Linked DNA regions of Homo sapiens: region 2 is linked to region 1. A link is a contact called in ENCODE Hi-C or POLR2A ChIA-PET data. All regions are on one chromosome and are shown on one strand. Each heading gives the region's core, a stretch centred on a gene start or an enhancer-like site at or near the end of the contact. The rest is flanking DNA. Distances are from core to core; before and after follow the strand shown. Region 1 overlaps TMEM252-DT (TMEM252 divergent transcript). Region 2 overlaps PIP5K1B (phosphatidylinositol-4-phosphate 5-kinase type 1 beta).

The links. A loop is a pair of places that touch in the nucleus more often than their neighbours do. ChIA-PET counts read pairs that join two places held with the same protein, here RNA polymerase II (POLR2A). Pooled maps may share reads with other maps.
Region 2: a loop to region 1 is called in a pooled map, with 4 times the contacts of the local background. The contact joins two enhancer-like sites. A Hi-C loop is called at or near these places in 6 of 37 single-sample maps with no recorded cell type and 7 of 50 pooled maps. POLR2A ChIA-PET finds 5 or more read pairs at or near these places in 2 of 52 experiments (activated T-cell and activated naive CD4-positive, alpha-beta T cell).

What each region holds. Positions count from the first base shown.
Region 1 is chr9:68,642,415-68,645,386 of GRCh38, forward strand. It overlaps TMEM252-DT (TMEM252 divergent transcript), which reads left to right. Exons shown (of 5, transcript NR_187592.1): 5 at 1,179-2,036. Among named protein-coding and RNA genes, the nearest start is that of PIP5K1B, 61 kb to the right of the region's middle. RefSeq lists an enhancer at 1,496-1,575. Within about 2 kb of position 1,542, at least 3 of the 41 ENCODE cell types and tissues checked have a DNase peak (open chromatin) inside an H3K27ac peak, as active enhancers do.
Region 2 is chr9:68,918,257-68,921,228 of GRCh38, forward strand. It overlaps PIP5K1B (phosphatidylinositol-4-phosphate 5-kinase type 1 beta), which reads left to right. Exons shown (of 16, transcript NM_003558.4): 10 at 1,223-1,306; 11 at 1,425-1,473. Among named protein-coding and RNA genes, the nearest start is that of PRKACG, 94 kb to the right of the region's middle. Within about 2 kb of position 1,540, at least 2 of the 41 ENCODE cell types and tissues checked have a DNase peak (open chromatin) inside an H3K27ac peak, as active enhancers do.

The sequences.
Region 1 (2,972 bases), core at 292-2,791:
ATACAGAAAGAGTAATTCACGCACAGATGGCTGTGCGGTAGATGGGAGTTTTATTATTACTCAAATCGGTCTCCCTGAGCATTCTGGGATCAGAGTTTTTAAGGACAACTTGGTGGGTAGGGGGAGGCCTGTGAGCCAGGAGTGCTGATTGGTCAGAGATGAAAGCAAGGGAGTCAAAGCTGTCTTCTTGTACTGAGTCAGTTCCTGGGTGGGGGCCACAAGATCAGATGAGCCAGTTTATCGATCTGGGTGGTGCCAGATGATCCATTAAGTGCAGGGGCTGCAAAATATCTCAAGCACTAATCTTAGGAGAAGTTTAGGGAGGGTCAGAATTTTATAGCCTCCAGCTGCATGACTTCTAAATCATAATTTTTAACCTTGTGGCTAATTTCTCAGTCCTACAAAGGCAGTCTAGTCCCCAGGCAAAAAGGAGGTTTGTTTTGGGAAAGGGCTGTCATCATCTTTGTTTTAAACTATAAACTGTTTCTCCCAAAGTTAGTTCGGCCTATGCCCAGGAATGAACAAGGACAGCTTGGAGGTTAGAAGCGAGATGGAGTTGGTTAGGTCAGATCTCTTTCACCGTCTCAGTTACAATTTTGCAATGGCTGTTCAATCATTCTAAATCTCAGTTTCCTCAGCAGAAAATAAAGAGATGATAATAGTACCAACCTTATAGGATTACTGTAAATTCTATAAGGTAATTATAGAATTCTATAAGGTAATTATAGAGAGGTAATTCCTATAAGGAGCTTAGCCCAATGGCTGGAAAATATATGTAGGCCATTGTTAATATGCATATATAGTTATAATTACGGTGTAGTTCTGTTTTTCTTCTACCAACCCTATCTTCAAATATACTTGCTGTCAGTTAAAGTTCAATATCTTATAAAGAGATTTTAAGGCTTGGGAAAGATTAGTGAAATCAAGAAACTGGGAGTTGCTAAAAAGTTAGTTATAAGGCAAGAAGCCAGAAACATCACCCTCCCTGGATTCAGGCTGTTCCCCAATAATCTAAAGTGAGAAACATAAATAGGGCAAAGATAATCTACTTCATAAGATTATGAATAAATGACATGCAAGGATTTTTTTTATTCTATAGCTCCTGTCACAGCATTGAGAAAGCAAACTTTTCATGAGGCAGTCACTGTCATTTGCTCTTTATTGCCTTAAATTTCCAGGCCGTGGAACCCCAAAGTCAACCCCCAAGCATCCCCAGAAGAAAAGTACACTTTGAATAATTACAGTCCTTTAACTTTCCTGATTCAACCTTCAAAGGCCACGAATTGCTTCTAACGAAGAAGCTGAAGTGAAAGAAGAAGGAACGTCAACAAAAATGTCTGTTTGTGTTATCTCTTTACTTTCACGGTTTATAGGTTTGGGGGAAAGTTTTTATTTTCGGTGGAATAGAAGAAGGGAAGAAGAGAGACTAAAAAGCATTTCTTAGATTTCCAGAAGCAGTAATGGAAAATCCCGACCCTAGAGTCTTGCTTTCTTCCTAGAAATAGAATGCTCCTGAAGTTCCCAGGAGAGCCCTTGGCAGACAGATGTCAATCATTCCATCCCTTGTTTTGCTGGGTGGAGTCACTGGAGCTTAAAGAAGGGGAAGTAAACTCAAGCACACATCCTGGTGACCTCTAGCCACGGGTCAAATTTCACTGATGTCAATTAAAAATGACCAAAGACCCGCCCCTGTGAAAACCCTGTGGGCAGCCATTTTGTCTCAGGGAAACTGCCCAGATCTGATGTAAAGTATTTCCGGACGTCTCTTCGTTGTATATGGCATTTCCCTGAAATAAGCAACTCTCTGAAAAATATCATAGCGCAGATCAAAATGAAGTACTCTGTGGTGAAGTAGAAGTACACAGTCAACAAAGAAACTTGCCCTCAGGCTGCACAGTAAAACGTTGGAAATCCCAGAGCAGCAACTTGGAAATCCCACCTGCTACATATTTGCCTGAGTACTTTAAGGTTCTATGGACAATTGTCTCTCTGCGTAGATTAACCTTAAATAAACTTGTTGCGTTTTGAGGTGGTATTTCTTGTTTCATTTCTCTTGCTTTTCTCCCCTATTTTATAATAAGTTTCATTCACACTGTGATACTTTAAGAAGAGATAACCTTCTACTAAGGGATGTTGCTGTGATAACCTCCAAGCCACAAACACAGGTTTTAATCTTACCTCAGGGAAGTCCTGCCTCCCTTGCAGACTAGTTTATGTCTGAGTGGATTTGCCTATCAGCGTCTTTTCTGATGAGGCATGTAGCCCAGCACGGCAGCAAAGAATCCTGCAGTAGGCAGATAAAGCTTTCTAAAAATGTTTTAATTTTACTTTAAATTGACAAATAATAATTGTATATACTTATGTGGTACAATGTGATGTTTCAATACATGCATACATTGTGGAATGATCAAATCAGGCTAATTAACCATACACATTACCTTACATACTCATTTTTTTGTGATGAGAACATTTAAAATCTAGTCTTTCAGCAATTTTGAAATATACAATCCATTATTGTTCTAGTCACTACACTGTGCAATAGATCACCAGAACTTATGCCTCAGATAAAGCTTTGAATCCTGTGAATCCTGTTACCACAGAATAGCAAGTGACCTCAGACCAGTTACTTAACCCCTCTAAAGCTCAATTTCCTCATCTCTACTATTGAGACTATAATAGCATCTACTTCACAGGGATGTTGGAAGGATTACGTGCTCTCAAGAAGGCTTAGTAAATCCTAACTCCTACTACATTATTTTATTGAGGTCTCATCGAATTAGATACCCGAGAGAGAGAAAATGAAAGGGAAGTGCTTAACATTTGTGACAACCTTAACGTGATCTGCACATTTCCTAAAAATTATACACTTGTATGACTTCATTTCCCCCAAGATAGTATATTAGTACTTTGGAAAGTGTGAGATGAAAAATTGTTATCCTGAACTGCAATATCCTACTTTCTGACTTCAAATC
Region 2 (2,972 bases), core at 290-2,789, 280 kb after region 1:
TTTTTGTATTTTTAGTAGAGATGGAGTTTCACCATGTTGCCCAGGCTGGTCTCAAACTCCTGGCCTCATGTGATCCACCTGCCTTGGCTTCCCAAAGTGCTGGGATTATAGGTATGAGCCACTGCACCCAGCCTGAGTAAAGATGTTTTAAGCAAATACACAATAAGAATGATGTTCGCAATTCAGAGCTTTTTGTCTGCCTAAGGGGATTCTGTTGTTCTAGTCCTGCACCCTGACAGATGTGGTCTCTCGTCTCAGCCAGATGTGGTAGTAACTACAGGATTAATTTGCATGTGTAAAATGCATATTGACTAACAGAAACAACTGCAACCAAAGTAAGTTATTGAAATGGCAGACTGCATCAGTTATGTGTACTAGCTGAGCAAGGAGACTGAAAGAAAGCAATCATTTTCCAAGGCCATAAGTGCCTGCCTTCTAGAATTCTCCAACGATGACTAAACCATGGGCATATTTCATTTTTGTAAAGGAAATTAACACATATTAAATATTTTTTGAAAAGTTCTTTCTTGCAAATCGATCTAACTGTCCAATAATCAGTTAAATTATCCTATATCAGTATGGTGAAATACAATAAGGCTATTAAAAACCACGCTAGCATTGAATATAAGGAAATGTTTGTCATTTAGCAAGTAAAAAAATCAGGTTATAAAACATGATAAATAATACCTTTTCTTGACTAATAAATACATACACACACACACATACTAGAAAAGCATACCAGATATTAAGTAGTTATCTTTGCATCCTAGGAATAACTGTTTAATTATATTTTTTCTTTGTGTTTTTCTGTATTTTATTTTTAAAAGTAAACATACATTACTCTTTTGATCAGAAAAAAGTATTGCATTTTTTAAAAGGAATATTTTATAATGGTCTAAAAATTCTTGCTCATAGTTTTAAAGTAGGAATAAGTTTTAAATTGGATTCTTCCCATCCAACTCTTCACGGTTAGCAGCTACGATATTATTCTCCTTTGTAGGGAAGTATTAATACATCATTCTGGATTCCCAGGATGACCTTAACTGATGGCCAAAAAACAAAAACAAAAAGGAACAAACAAAAAAAAAAGATGAATGGGAGATAGCCCAGAATTCTTAAAAATTGTCAATTTTTATTTTCAGTCTATTTATTAGAAATGATTTTTTAACTTCCTATTCTTATAATATGTAATCAAATATTTTCTCTTTTGCTCCATCAACAGAATGGGAGGCATTCCAGCTAAAAGCCATAGGGGAGAAAAACTACTTTTATTTATGGGCATTATTGACATTCTGCAATCATATAGGTAAGAAGTTTGAGGAGTGGTCTTTTATTATTTCAAAATCAATCTACAAAAGGTTCTGAAAAATCACCAAATGAGAGTGATTTTACATTCTCATTTCAATTTTTCCATTTATATTTAGGTTAATGAAGAAGTTAGAACATTCCTGGAAAGCTCTTGTTTATGATGGGGTAAGTGACTTATTTTCCTTATTATACTGTATATATTTCTGCTTTCTCAGAGACTTCAGAGTATGTGCAGGAAACTGTGTTGCTAGACTCTAAGAGGAAATGAAACAACGGTCTTTATAAACTCAGAATCTTAGGTTAGTAGATCAGTTCAAATCTAAGAATAAGGACAACATAAATTTGAATAGCTCTTCAAATACATGACATCCAGCCTAGCGGCCAGAAAAACAAAATGATATCTGTGTCTATGTGAAATCCAAAGGACCTAACTTTGAGAGAGGTCTTTTTTTGTAGGGATGATCAGTAGGGCATTTGAAATGAAGTTCTCACACAACCAAGCTACAGTAAGTGTGAGTCCTGACTCTGATGGTGAACAGCCTGGATTTGAACTCTGCATTCACTGCTGAACTAGCCATGTGACCAGGCACAATGCTGGTTATTTGGCCTCTTACCCTTGTTTCTCACCTGTACCAGGGGGATAGTAATGACACCTGCTTGGTGTGAACATGGGACAAAAAAATGCATTTCAGTGTTCAACACAATGCCTAACAAATACACAGAGAAAGTGAAAACTTTTTAATTGGTATGGATTTCTACATCAACATTTATACATGCTGGCTGCCTGAGGTTGTCTTTTTTTTTTTTTTTTTTTTTTTTTTGAGATGGAGTCTTGCTCTGTCACCCAGGCTGGAGTGCAGTGGTGCAATCTCAGCTCACTGCAACCTCTGCCTCCCAGGGTCAAGCAATTCTCTTACCTCACCCTCCTGAGTAGCTGGGACAACAGGTGCGTGCCACGACGCCTGGCTAATTTTTGTACTTTTAGTAGAGACAGGATTTCGCCATGTTGGCCAGGCTGGTCTCGAACTCCTGACCTCAGGTGATCCACCTGCCTTGGCCTCCCAAAGTGCAGGGATTACAGATGTGAGCCACTGCGCCCAGCCAAGAATGTCTTAATTGATGTAACTGAAGAAAAAAATCAGTTAACAAAGAGCAGTTTCTCCCATCTTTCTCTCTCCTTCTTTCTCCCATTCCGTCTCTGTCTCTCTGTCTCTCTCTCTCACACACATACACACACATACACACACACACACACACACACACACACGCAGTCCCATCTAGACATTAGATTTCTACTTCCTGCTACTAACAACATTTATTGGCCTAAGTTAATAACTTGAAGTAGCAATTCCAAAGAATATTTTGGTCAAGGATTTGGTCACACATTTCCTTTTAAGATGTTAGCAGATACTTTCTTTTGAAAGAGAATAAATTATAGATGATCTTCTTCTTCTTTCTTGGAAAGGAGCCCATAATTTCTCAGTTCTGTGGAAGACTGTTAATAACCTTTCAGCATGAAAGATCTACATTTTGTCCACCGCTAAGGACTGACTTCAGTCATAATGCACTTTTAAACAACAGGTTCACACATTTATTTCCAAGAATTAACCTCTAAGCTGGGTGTAGGGGCATGTGCTGGTAGTCCTGGCTACTCAAGAGACTGG